Regions from separate parts of the Homo sapiens genome. Here region 2 is linked to region 1. A link is a contact called in ENCODE Hi-C or POLR2A ChIA-PET data. All regions are on one chromosome and are shown on one strand. The core of a region is the stretch at or near the end of the contact, and the rest is flanking DNA. Distances in the headings are between cores, read along the strand shown. Region 1 holds the start of AP4E1 (adaptor related protein complex 4 subunit epsilon 1). Region 2 holds the start of FBN1 (fibrillin 1).

Region 1 (6,816 bases), core at 1,359-3,858:
CTTTCCATAACTTCCTATCTCAGACACATACCAATGTGGTCACTCCTACTGTCTGCATTGTATGTTATCTCCCTAAGCACTTAAAAAATTGGCCCCATTTTTTTTTGGCTAATATCATGCTACCTTTAAATTACACACTGAATTACATGTTCATCAGATGGCTATTCAAAAGCCACTAGTGACGTACTGATACACGTGGATGCCTATCTACAGTTTCAAACTGCTATTTAAGACCAAAAATAACTTTTTAAAAAATTTTATTGAGGATCCCTTAAAAATTAGCAAAGGACAAAAACCTTAAGAAAAACAACATTATTAAGGCCACAAATGGCCAGGCGTGGTGGCTCACGCCTGTAATCCCAGCACTTTGGGAGGCCAAGGCCAAGGCAGGTGGATTACCTGAGGTCAGGAGTTCAAGACCAGCCTGGCCAACATGGCGAAACCCTGTCTCTACTAAAAATATAAAAATTAGCCGGGTATGGTGACGTGTGCCTGTAATCCCAGCTACCAGGGAGGCTGAGGCAGAAGAATCACTTGAACCCAGGAAGCAGAAGTTGCAGTGAGCCAAGATTGCACCACTGCATTCCAGCCTGGGCGACAGAGTGAGACTCCATCTCAAAAACAAAACAAAACAAGACAAGCCCACAAGTAATGATTCTGGAATGTGAAGCAGGTTCTCTCCGGATAGCATCAACTTATTAGAGCTGCCAAAAAAATATTTTTTTTAAACCTTCAGAGCACTTTCTTTTCTGTCTTTCCTTCTCTTTTAGCACTTCTATTGCATTGTAGTCATGCTTATACTTGTCTTAAGCCCAAAACGAATGACTAATTCCTTGGGAAAAGGGAATGTGTTTAATTCTATTTTCCTGTGTCTAACACATAACCTTGTTCCATAAACATCTGTTGAACAAATAATGACATTAACACGTGCTCTTTTTAAGATATAAACTCCTTGTAGCTGTGAATCGGTATACTACACAATCCGTGCAACCATCGAGCGCCTGTGGGGGCCCGGCGCGGTGGCTCATGCCTGTAATCCCAGCACTTTGGGAGGCCGAAGTGAGCGAACACTTGAGGTCAGTTCAAGACCAGCCTGCCCAACATGGTGAAATCCTGTCTCTACTAAAAATACAAAAATTAGCCGGGCGTAGTGGCATACGCCTATAATCCCAGCTACTTGGGAGGCTGAGGCAGGAGAATCGCTTGAACCCGGGAGGCAGACGCTCCAGTGAGCCAAGATCGCACCATCGCACTCCAGCCTGGGCGACAGAGCGAGACTCCGTCATTAAAAATTTAAAAATTTTAAGGCCGGGCAGGGTAGCTCACGCACGTAATCCCAACACTTTGGGACGCCAAGGCGGGCGGATCGCGAGGTCAGGAGATCGAGACCATCCTCGCTAACACGGTGAAACCCCGTCTCTACGAAAAGTACAAAAAATTAGCCAGGCAGTGGCGGGCACTTGTAGTCCCAGCTACTCGGGAAGCTGAGGCAGGAGAATGGCGTGAACCCGGAAGGCGGAGCTTGTAGTGAGCCCAGATCGCGCCACTGCACTCCAGCCTGCGCGACAGAGCGAGACTCCGTCTCAAAAAAAAACAAAAATTAAAATTTTTAAAACCTTAAGGCTCCAGCGAGCCGAGATCGAGATCGCACCATTGCACTCCAGCCTGGGCGACAGAGAGAGACTCCGTCAATAAAAATTTAAAAATTTTAAAAGTTTAAGAATTTTTATAACTGCTCATTTTCAAAGCCCACTTGAGGCAGAGACTTAGCAAATTTTACATTTTGAGAGAACTGTGCTTTTTCTTTGCCCAACACGTTGTTGTAACCCAAGAACCTCAAGCTCCCCAAAGATATTCAACAAGAGGCTCACAGGATCTCTTCAGGTATGCGACATCTGAACTGTTGTTCAGTTGAAGGCACCGGGGGAGAGAAGGAAACTGAGTAGGGAAAAAAAACTTTGTGGAAGGTAAATAATGTCTGACACTTCCATCGCACTAGGTATTTTCACACGCTTGACATCTCACCCAATCCTCAAAACAAACAAAAAACCTATGAATTATGTATCAGTACTTTTCCACCACAACGTTGAGAAAACACACGGAGGCTCAGAGGTTACAGAGATGTGCCCCCGATCAAAGAGTCAGTGTCAGAACTAACTGTGGAAACTCGGCTTCCCTGCTGTCAGTCCCAGCAGGAAAGTGAAGCTTCCAGGCAGACGAAAGGACGAACCGACACAGCAGCCCCTGAGCCCCGCCGGAGGGCTAACCCCAGAGGCCCTGAAGTCTCGCCGCCCGGCCAGGGCCTCCTGGCGCGGGGGCCTCACTCCGATGTCCCTGAGCTCCCGGGCCGGCGGGCACCTACGTGCTTGGAGGTGAGGGCTGTGATGCCGCGGACAAGGCTGCCCAGCCTCGAGGAGAAGGACGCCTTGGCGGCCGCGGGCCCACCACCGGGCTGGTTCTGCAGAAAGAGTCCCGGCAGCGCCGTCAGCGTCTTCTCCACTATGTCGCTCATCGCCGCCGCCGCCCGCGATGCCGCCGCCGCCCGCGATCCCGTAGCCGCCCGGCTTCATGCCCGGCCGCCGCTGCCGGCCCGGCCTCCGTAGGCACTTCCTGTTTTTTGAATAAGAAATCTTTATTGGCGTCCCACCTGAACAAGTTCAGCGTCGTTCTCGCGAGAGGCCACCAGAGGGCGCAAGAGACCGCGGGGGTGGAAAAGGCCGCTCGCTCGAGATTGCGCGCGTAAGTAGACCTCCTTTCTCGCGACGGGGTAGCGGTTCCGGAATCCCCCAGAACCGTGAGTCCTCCTGAGGAAGCCGTCGGGGGCCTGGCCCTGTTAGGCACTGTCTCCCAGAGTCCCCCTTTCCCACTAGCCGCCTCCGCGTAGCCCGAGACCGCGTCAGGAGTTGCGTCTTCCTGGCTGCGCCTTTTTCGGGACGTCCCCGCGCCGTCCGCCGCCTCTCACTGTCCCCGGAGCGCGCGCCACCCGCCCGCTTCCCACAGGCGGTTTCACGCGGGTCCCCGGCGCCGCGCGCGGCTCCGGCCCTGGCGACTCTTGGGACACCCGAGTAGTTGCGTGATAGCGGGGCTGTCCTGAGGATTCGGCGTGCCAGGTTGAGAGCCCGTCGCGTGCCGGGGACTCGCGGCCACTGTCGCTTCCCGTCCGCCCCTCTTCTCCTGGGATTTGGGGAGGTGGGCGGGAAAGAGAACTGGTCGGCGGCCACCCTTGCCGACTCCTCCTCAGCAGGTCGCAGTTGAAAGGTCATCCTTCTAGAGCCCACTCCCCTGGCCCGGCGGGCAAGGATAGGTCTCCAAGTCCCACCCTCTCACAGCGCTCGGTTCTGTTCCACTTTAGAACAGGTCGCAGTTGCCACTACGTAAACAGCTCCCCATAGAGAGAGTATTTTATTCATTCCGATTGCTCCGTCTTTTATCTAGAACAGAGTCTGGTACAATGGCTCTCGAAATGTGGTCTGGTGACCTCAGGGTCGCTGAGACCCTTCTAGGGAATTCACAAAGTCAAAACAACATTGATAACGTTTCTTACGTGTTATTTGCCGTTTTTACCCTCATTCTGTTGGAAATGTACAGAGTTTTCAAGCGGCTAGATGACGATTGACTAGCTGGTAAAATGTATCCTGGAGTATCCTTGTGTTTTCTAGAATTTTCTAAGGTAGTAGGTTTAGGGCATAAATACGTGCGTTTTCAGAGATTAATGCAATTTGCTCTCAGTACTCCTAGTGTGTTTCTAGGAGGTAGGTTAGGTAGGTGGTGATAGCCTCCCTTCAAGGGGAACAAACTTGCTAAATAAATAGAACAAACCAGCCCATAGTGTACAAACCACATCCGAGGCTCCTGGTTAGAAAATTTTGCAGCAAAGAGGTACGAGAGCAGAAGGGAAAATCCCCAAACTCTCACAAGCGCAGAAACCCATGATCAGTGTCGTTGGGCTGAATTATACTCATTATAATAGTAAAAAAAAAAAAAAAAAAAAAACACCACTCCTGGGTGAAGATTTAAGATACTAATAAGACATGCAGTGTATGTACTAGCATATACAACCACAGCGCACATGGCGACAGAAAACCAGAGAACGTGCTTAATAGCAGCACCCGTTCTCCCCGCTTCATGAATGATCCTGTGAGACTCCTACAAAGGGAGTTTCCCCAGTGTCAGTGCATGCTGTCTCACCTTTGAGCAGCCCGCTCTGATCAGCTGTGAGGGTGTACTTTCGCTTTGCAATAAACTCTTTTGCTTGCTTTTACTTTGGACTTCAAAATTATTTTGCACCGCGAAGTCCAGAACCTCAACCGGCCCACCAGCTACAGCTACACTTACAAGCTATCTTCGGTTATACCTGCTCTAATCTCTGTAACCTCCTTGTCACCTAATAAATGAGTTTTTTTGAAATCCTGAAGTTGTTTTAATACCTATATGGGAACATAAGAAAAAAGTTCAATTTGTTGGCTTGTCTCGCAAGAATATTTTTTAATATATTGAGAACATTTTAAAATATTTAAACTTTATCTAAAAGGGATACTCATTTATTCATTTAATTTTTTTTTTTTCAGAGTCTCGCTCTATCACCCAGACTGGAATGCAGTGGCACAATCTGGGTTCACTGCAGCCTCCTCCCCCTGGGTTCAAGCAATTCTCCTGCCTCAGCCTCCCGAGTAGCTGGGATTACAGGCGCCCGCCACCATGCCCGGCTAATTTTTGTATTTTTAGTAAACACAGAGTTTCACCATTTTGGCCAGGCTGGTCTCGAACTCCTGACCTCAGGTGATCCGCCCACCTCAGCCTCCCAAAGTGCTGGGATTACAAGCGCGAGCCACTGCGCCCAGCCAGAAAGGGATACTCTTTTAGAATTTAATTTTGTTATTTTATTATTATTTTTTGAGATGGTGTCTCGCTCTGTTGCCCAGGATGGAGTGCAGTGGTGTGATCTCGGCCCACTGCAACCTCCGCCTCCCAGGTTCAAGCAGTTCTCCTGCCTCAGCCTCCCGAGTAGCTGGGATTACAGGTGCGTGCCACCACACCCGGCTAATTTTTTGTATTTTTAGTAGAGATGTGGTTTCACCACGTTGGCCAGGATGGCCTCGGTCTCCTGACCTCATGATCTGCCCGCCTCAGCCACTCAAAGTGCTGGGATTACAGGTGTGAGCCACCACGCCCTGCCTAGAATTTAATATTTTGTCGTCCGGGCGCGGTGGTTTATGCCTATATTCTAGCACTTTGGGAGGCCAAGGCGGGCAGATTGTCTGAGCTCAGGAGTTCCAGACCAACCTGGCCAACATGGTGAAACCCCGTCTCTACTAAAAATACAAAATATTCGGACAGGCACGGTGGCTCCCACCTGTAATCACAGCACTTTGGGAGGCCAAGGTGCACAGACCACAAGGTCAGGATATCAAGACCAGCCTGGCCAACCTATGACTCTACTAAAAAAATACAGAAATTAGCCGGGCATGGTGGCGTGCGCCCGTAATCCCAGCTACTCGGGAGGCTGAGGCAGGAGAATTGCTGGGACCCGGGAGGCGGAGGTTGCAGTGAGCCGAGATTTCACCACTGCACTCCAGCGTGGGCGACAGAGCAAGACTCCACCTCAAAAAAAAAAAAATACAAAAAATTTAGCCGGGCATGGTGGCACACCTGTAGTCCCAACTACTTGGGAAGCTGAGGCAGGAGAATTGCTTGAACCTAGGAGGCGAAGGTTGCAGTGAGCCAAGATCGCACCACTGTACTCCAGCCTGGGTGACAGAGCAAGACTCTGTCTCCAAAAAAAAAAGGAATTTAATATTTTATCTTTAAATTAAATTTTGTTTTATGTATAGTTTTTTAATTTTAGGTTCTTCCATTGGCTTAAAAAGGGGATACTAGAAGATTCGCTTTCTAACCTTCCCGTCTGTAAAGATGCCGAAAAAGATGAAGCTGACATCAGTATCAGAATTCACTGACTCAGGGAAAGGGAGAAATCTGGTCGAAACTATAAATAACAAAGGAAAGTATGACAAAAGCTTCTTTCTTTCCCTTGGCATTAGAGATGTTAATCACTTGCCTTATTTTATGTCATTCAACAGAACATTTTCAAATACTATTATGGTGCCAATCAAGTTGAGGCATCATTTTCAGACCAGTCAGAATTTAAAAGAAAGGGAATTTAATACTTTCAACATAGAGATGATATGCTTTATAAAAGCCAAAGCTTTTGTATTACCATTTTCAAAGTAAAAATGAAAAACCTACTGAAGCATCTTACACATGAAATTATTATATTTCATTGATAGGAGAAGGACATGCAATAGCTAAAAGACTAATGAATGCCTGCTAGCTGATAATCAGTAAAAGAACTCATGGGAGTGCTACTTTCCAAAGATGCAATAACTCACCAAATTAGACATTTAGTTGCAGGCCAGGCGAGGTGGCTCATGCCTGTAATCCCTGAATTTTGGGAGGCCAAGGCAGGCGGATAACTTGAGATCAGGAGTTTGAGACCAACCTGGCCAATATGGTGAAACCCTGTCTCTACTAAAAATACAAAAAAAAAAAATTAGCTGGGCATGGTGGTACATGCCTGTAATCCCAGTTATTCGGGAGGCTGAGGCTGGAGAATCACTTGAACCTGGGAGGCAGAGGTTACAGTGAGCTGAGATGGTGCCACGGCACTCCAGCCTGGACAACAGAGCAAGACTGTCTCAAAAAAAAGAAAGAAATTTAGTTGCAAATATAAAGACTGAGTTACTATGTCATCTGCAGAATTATAATTCCTTTAAAATGGACATAATTATTCATGTAGCTGGACTTGTTGCTTTGCTTATA
Region 2 (6,816 bases), core at 1,882-4,381, 2.3 Mb after region 1:
CAAACAGTGCAAAACAACCTATTACGAAAAAAAAAAAAAAAGTCTGTGATAGGTTTAAGGAGAGTTGGGTCCTCAATCATCTGGCATCAAGAAAATCTTATTGCAAAGACACAGATTTTTATTATTCGTTACTGAATTTTGTCATAAGTAGCATGCTACTCTAATACATGTTGATTGCCTAGATAGCGGGAATAGTTCTTGTATATTTAAAATGTATTTACTTTTAAGTAATCAAGTTCCCCCTGCTTCCCCTTCCCCTGTAATCTTCCACCATTGTGGTCAGAACATGAGACTTATTGCTCAAAGAGGGGAGTATATGGCTTGGAGCTGCCACCCAATATGAAGGAAGAATCTTTCCTTTATTGGAGAAAGAGGCCAATGAATAAAGAGGAGGTTGCCGGGGAAAGCAAAGGCCAGGTAAAAACGTTTAATCCAAATCCCTCCCTTGGAGGTGAAACCCTGGAAGGCAGTTTGAGTTAGAAATAATAGAAATGTCCAGAAATGTTGGAAGAGGGGACTTGCAGGGCACCAGGATTTGGCCTTTACTTCCTGGGCAGAAGCCTTAGAAAAGGCTTGTGTTTGGTTGCTGCTGACCAACATGTCACTGAGTGTAAGATTCTGAGAGAAAGGGCACAGCATGTCTTGCATGCTGCTGGAGTACAAGGAAAGCATGCAGTTTCCAGAGTCCCCTGTGGGTGCAGAGCAGCCCAGAAAACTGGTGGGCAGGACAAGGCCTTTCTGGATGTCCAACAGCCCTGCTTTCTCCTAATCCATGGTCCCTCTGCTCAGATCCTTTTCCCAGTGTGAATTACCTCCTTACCCCTCCCTACCCAGGGAGCTTTAAAAAATATCCATGTGAAGAATCCACTACAGACTACTCAAATCAGAAACTCTGGGTGTTGGGGCCTGGTGTCAGTGTCAGATTTTTTTTTTTTTTTTTTTTTTTTGAGGCAGAGTTTCACTCTGTTCTGCCCAGGCTGTAGTGCAGTGGCACAATCTCCTCTCACTGCAATCTCTACCTCTCAGGTTCAAGCGATTCTAGTGCCTCAGCCTCCTGAGTAGCAAGATTTACAGGCATGCACCACCACACCTGGCTAATTTTTGTATTTTTAGTAGAGACAGGGTTTCACAATGTTGGTCGGGCTGCTATTGAACTACTGGTCTAAAGTGATCCACCCGCCTTGGTCTCCCAAAGTGCTGGGATTACAGGCCCAGGCATGAGCCACCATGCCCATCCTGGTGTCAGAATTTTTTTAAAGCCTCTTATTATTTTACTGCATAGCCAGGGTTGAGAACTGCTATCCTAAGTAGAGTCTAGTTATGTTTTAGACTTAAGTTAAATATCACTTCCTCAGGGATCCCTTTCCTGATCAGCCCTAGCCTAGGTCAAGTCCCCTTGTTATATATCCTCCAAGCAAGCACCCAGTACTTATCCTGTTTGGCGCTTAACAATTGGTCCATTATTTGTTTCAAGTCTGCCTTTCCTTGTTGACTACCTGCTGTGTGAGGGGAGACACATTTCTGCCCTTTTCACTAAATTGTTGAAGTCAGTCGTGTTCAAATTGTTGAACCTGCCTTGTTAAAATTGTTGAAGTCTAGTTCAACAATGCACTAAGTAGTACACAGTTCGTGCTCAGTAAAAACATCTTGAATGAATGATCTCCTTTACTCAGCCAGGAGTGTGTGACCAAGGCTCTCATTCATGAATCTGCTAAGAGACCTTTTGCAGGTGAGACCTTAAAGTACACCACATACATACTTACAGGACTATGGCTTTAGATCAGCTCATAGTTCCCACAGTTTTTCTGTTTCATCTTCATGTATCACAGCAGTTCAGCATGTCCATCATCACCATTACAACCCTGTGTGGTGGACACTACAAGTCCCATCTTGTATTTGGAAAGAAGTTGAATAACTTGCCCAGGTCTCTCTACCCTACTGTCTGGGCCCCTTTACAAACGGTTACAAATAAGGAAAATCCCTTTCAACAAGATACATTCCCAGGGTACCTGTTTGTGCTGAGCTTTTATTATTGGCTTGACAGCAGGCTGGTGGCTGCTTGCAGGGGATCTTCTGGGGGTCTCCAGTTACAGCAGCCAGGACCCAGTGTGCGACTTCAGGCCTTCCTAAACTGTTACAGGGTGCAGGCATCATTGGGCATTATCCATATAAGGATGCCACAAATACTATACCTTTCAAAGCCACTAAATTCACTGTGCCGCGCATATCCTGGGGAGAGGCAGCTGTGTGTGGGGGAGGGCGAGGGGACCGGGAGGGTGTAAGTAGAGTCCTCCAGATGAACCCCAGTCTTAATCTGGGCTGGGCAAGAGGACCATCCCTTCACCGCTCCCATCCTACATCCTAGGTTCCAACATTTACAGGCCCCTGGGTTGGACACCGACTTAGAGAGAGCACCCTGGATTCAGGCCTGGGTGGCTTGAATTGAGCCTCAGAAGAGCCGCGTCTGGAGTGGGCTCTCGACACCCAGGGCAAGTGGGGGCGGCAGAGCCCTCTCCTCGGTCGGCACAGCAGCCTCTGCCGCGGTCCCGGCCTGCGACGCGCCCAGTCTTAGCCTCCCGGCCTCCGGCGTCTGCTGAGTGTCCGGCGGGAGAGGCGCAGGGAGCGCGCTACCGGGAGGCGCGGGCAGCGGGGACTGGTTTTCTCTCGGGCCAGGGCCTCCGGGGCAACCGTCTCCAGCGCGCATTCTTGGTGCAGGTGGAACAGCTTTCTGCTCCGGTAGGGCTTCACCTATCGCGGGAGAGGTTAATCTCGGATCTAAACCTCGCAGCCGCAGAGCGGGCTAAAACCGCTACTCCACCTCTTCCCATTTCTCCCCTCCCCACCTCAAGACAAAAAGTCCCAGGCCGGGCAGGACCTGATCACCTCTGCCTCCTCCCACTGCGCTAATCCTGCGAGCGAGAGGCCCCGCACCGAGGCGGAGGCTGGCAAAGGGGAGTGGAAAGGGAGGATGGATGGGGCCGGGGGGTGGGGTGGTGATGAGGGCGACGAAGGAGGGGGTGTCATTTTCTTTTTCTTTCTTTTTTTAAAAAAAGTATTTCTCTCGCGAGAAACCGCTGCGCGGACGATACTTGAAGAGGTGGGGAAAGGAGGGGGCTGCGGGAGCCGCGGCAGAGACTGTGGGTGCCACAAGCGGACAGGAGCCACAGCTGGGACAGCTGCGAGCGGAGCCGAGCAGTGGCTGTAGCGGCCACGACTGGGAGCAGCCGCCGCCGCCTCCTCGGGAGTCGGAGCCGCCGCTTCTCCAGTGGGTGCAGCCGGGGTCCCGACGGGGGTCGGGCGGCCACCGGGGCTGGAGCTGCGGCCACGGAGGCTTTTGCGTTTGCGCCGCGCCGAGGGCAGGGACAGGGACTGGGGTGAGGGGCTGTCCCGGAACGTCCACAGCTGGCGCTGGCCCTCCCCTGCCTGACAGCTTCCTGGCCCGGGGCTCTTGGTGCCGGGCTCCGCGTCAGATGTTCGGGGGGCGGTGGCATCGCCCGGAGTCGGCGGGGACGGCGCGGCTGGCTTCCAGCCTGGCGGAGAGGGCAGGCTGAGGAGTGGGGCGTTCAGAGCGCGCATCGCGCGCAATTCGTGCCGCTAAAAAAAATAAACCCAGAGAGCTCGCCCGGGGCTTAGGACCGCTGGGGATATGGGTACTTTGCGCCGCGCTCTTCTGGCGGGGCCCGGGAGGCCGAGGGATCGGCCGGGGCTGCTGCCGCCGGGGGCCTGGGCTTTCCAGCCAGCTGTGGACCAAACGGTCTTCCCTTACCCAAATTAACTGCGCCACGCGCAGGCGGCGCACGGGTTGGGCTTGGGAATGGGGACCGCGAGGCTTCAGCATCCCGATGCCCTGAAAGTCTCCCCGCCTCGGGGATTTGTCTCTGTGTTGCAGCTGGCAGGGGCCGCCTGAAGTGGGAGCAGCGCCTGGAGAAGGCGGGAGGAGCCCGGCCCGGGGGACGGGCGGCGGGATAGCGGGACCCCGGCGGCGCGGTGCGCTTCAGGGCGCAGCGGCGGCCGCAGACCGAGCCCCGGGCGCGGCAAGAGGCGGCGGGAGCCGGTGGCGGCTCGGCATCATGCGTCGAGGGCGTCTGCTGGAGATCGCCCTGGGATTTACCGTGCTTTTAGCGTCCTACACGAGCCATGGGGCGGACGCCAATTTGGAGGCTGGGAACGTGAAGGAAACCAGAGCCAGTCGGGCCAAGAGAAGAGGCGGTGGAGGACACGACGCGCTTAAAGGGTAAAGGAACCGGTTCCCTCCTTTGGTGTGGGTCTCCCAAGTTTCAAGATCCAGAACAACGGGCAGGATGACTCTCCCTGTGGAAGACTCCTTGGCAAGACCTCCTGGGGGCACCTTAGAGGTGCTAGGGTTGTTTAGTCCCCACCCCGTTCGTGGTTAAACTACCTTGCCCCTACTCCCAGAGATTTCTGCCCCAAAGGAGAGGACGTGGTTAAATGGAATCTTGGGCCATTGTTGAGGCAGATTTTGGGAGGCGAGAAGAGTTCCTTGGGGAAGAAGGGGAGGAGTTGCGAGTGGGATAAGAGGAGAAGCCCGTTCCTTTCCCTGCAATATCAATTCTGGTTGTTTCTAGAGGAAAGTACTTTCCTTGGGGTCATCTTGGTAGATGCTGTATTTGAAAGGGGGCAAGGAAAGGAAGGGATTCCCATGACAGTCAGAGGAGAAATCACACAGTAGTTGACTCTTCCGTAAATTATGCTTATTAAAATTACGGATTGGGTTTTCTGGGCAATGCTTCCTTTAGATGTCTACATTGGAAGCAGAACAGGGCAAGTGGTTCTGAGAACTGGTTTTTTGAGTTGTGTGGGGCTCTCCGTTTCACTGCAGCAGTAAGGCTGCTGTGGCCGGCCTTAAGGGAGTATTTTTAACTAGTGGTGTTTGTGTTGTGTACATGCAACTGACCATTTCACTGGCTTCCCATGCCGCTGTTACAGATGTTTCAGCCGGAAAAATTTTAATTAGACTTGACTAAGGGTTGTCATTTTCCTGTATTGAAGGACAGTGGGAATACATTTCCTTTAAGAGAAATTTGTCTGCAGTTGTTTAAGTTAAAGCCTCCATGGAAACAACAGGATGGACTGTCAGTGACCCCTTTTATCTTCTTGGAGGAGCCTGTTAAATAAATTCAGACAGTATATATAGGGAGATTTTGTATTAAATTCTTACCATTCTCGCTGATGCTCTTTTCCTGAGTGGTTCTGTAGCTTTATTATATAGCTCTGGGTCACCAAGTGATGGTATCCACTTGGATATGTGGCTGTTCATTTCACTTACTCTTTTTTTGTTATGAGGTGTTATAGTCATGTATATGTAGTAAAATTTGTGTTTGTATGGCCCAGATATGAGAAGAAAAAGTAAACTCACCAGACCAGTTTTTGACTCCTAGTCTGGAGTAAGGACAAGATGATTGTATGAGCCAAGCACTTAGGCTGTGATAAAATAGCACAGAAAATAGTTATGATTAATTCGGTTCCATCTTGGCCTTCGTGGAAAATAAACCCAGAATTCCGATAATGTTGGAAGGAAGTTTGCTTATCATGGTAAACCTGACCTTGATCAGACAGCAGATGTTTATTGCCCTGTGTGCAAGGCACATGGCAAGTTCAATAAGTAGACTGAGGCTCTGATTTTCATATGTTCTCAAGAGGACCTCATTTAGTCCAGTATTTTTCCTTCAAAAATACATTTCTCCTACATAATAATATCTTAATATCTATTCTGATAGGATTGCTCCTGTATATAAAGGACGTGGGGATTTAATTCTGTGGCTGAAGATCTGCAGAGAGGTGTGAGGCCTGGTCAGACATTTGTCTCATTTCTCTGGGCTGTCACCAACTAGTGTGTTCCCTTGGGAATGTGAAAAAAGAAACTAAGCTTTACTTTGTTGCTTAACAGGATGCCACACTTTTACTCACACTTGTGCTTTTTCTCTCTGGTTTTAAATTTGTTTGTGATTATAGAGAGATACCTCTCTGTGCTCCTCACAGTATTTGATCATTAACACAGACCTTATCCTATTGTAAACTATTTATAAAGCCTTCCTAAAAACAGGGTATTAATAGAATTGTAATTATGTGTGTTCCTAATTCTCATGTTAATTATAAGATTTTATAATAAGTGATATATATATATACACACACACACACACACACACATACACGGGGGTGAAAATAATAATTTAAAAATATATACAATTAAAAGTATTTCCCTGCCACCTTTCAGAGACCATTTTCTTGTGTATTTTTCTATAAATCTTTTAGGCATATGTATACATGTACAAATAAACACAAATATATATGTATACATACACATGTGTGTGTGTATCCTTTTTAATACATGGAATGTATTGTACATGCAATATTCTGAACTTTACTTACTTTTTATGTATCTTTAATGCATCCATCTATTAACTCATATGGATCTACCTCATTCATTTTCTTTCTTTTTTTTTGAGACACAGTCTTGCTCTGTTGCCCAGGCTGGAGTGTAGTGGTGCAATCTTGGCTTACTGCCTCCACCTTCCCGGCTCAAGCGATTCTCCTGCCTCAGCCTCCAGAGTAGCTGGGATTACAGGTGGGTGCCACCAAGCCCGGCTAATTTTTTGTATTTTTAGTAGAGATGGGGTTTCGCCATGTTGGCCAGGATGGTCTCAAACTCTTGGCCTCAAGCGATCCACCCACCTCTGCCTCTCCAAATTACAGGCTTGAGCCACTGCGCCCTACCCCATTTTCTTGTTGTATAGAACCTCATTATGTCACTGGAACAGTTCCCTAGTGATGGCTCTTTAGATTACATTGAGTCTT

The links. A loop is a pair of places that touch in the nucleus more often than their neighbours do. ChIA-PET counts read pairs that join two places held with the same protein, here RNA polymerase II (POLR2A). Pooled maps may share reads with other maps.
Region 2: a loop to region 1 is called in a pooled map, with 5 times the contacts of the local background. The contact joins the promoter of FBN1 here to the promoter of AP4E1 in region 1. A Hi-C loop is called at or near these places in 2 of 50 pooled maps. POLR2A ChIA-PET finds 5 or more read pairs at or near these places in 2 of 52 experiments (BJ and HCT116).

What each region holds. Positions count from the first base shown.
Region 1 is chr15:50,904,475-50,911,290 of GRCh38, reverse strand. AP4E1 (adaptor related protein complex 4 subunit epsilon 1) reads right to left here and starts at 2,608. Exons shown (of 21, transcript NM_007347.5): 1 at 2,363-2,608. The coding sequence starts at 2,512. RefSeq lists enhancers at 1,532-2,273, 2,320-2,489, 2,510-2,799, 2,274-3,015.
Region 2 is chr15:48,642,024-48,648,839 of GRCh38, reverse strand. FBN1 (fibrillin 1) reads left to right here and starts at 3,131. Exons shown (of 66, transcript NM_000138.5): 1 at 3,131-3,265; 2 at 3,890-4,234. The coding sequence starts at 4,071. FBN1-DT (FBN1 divergent transcript) reads right to left here and starts at 3,035. Exons shown (of 2, transcript NR_183872.1): 1 at 2,010-3,035. RefSeq lists enhancers at 2,967-3,056, 2,569-3,093 and silencers at 3,167-3,246, 3,287-3,466, 3,877-4,006, 4,107-4,156.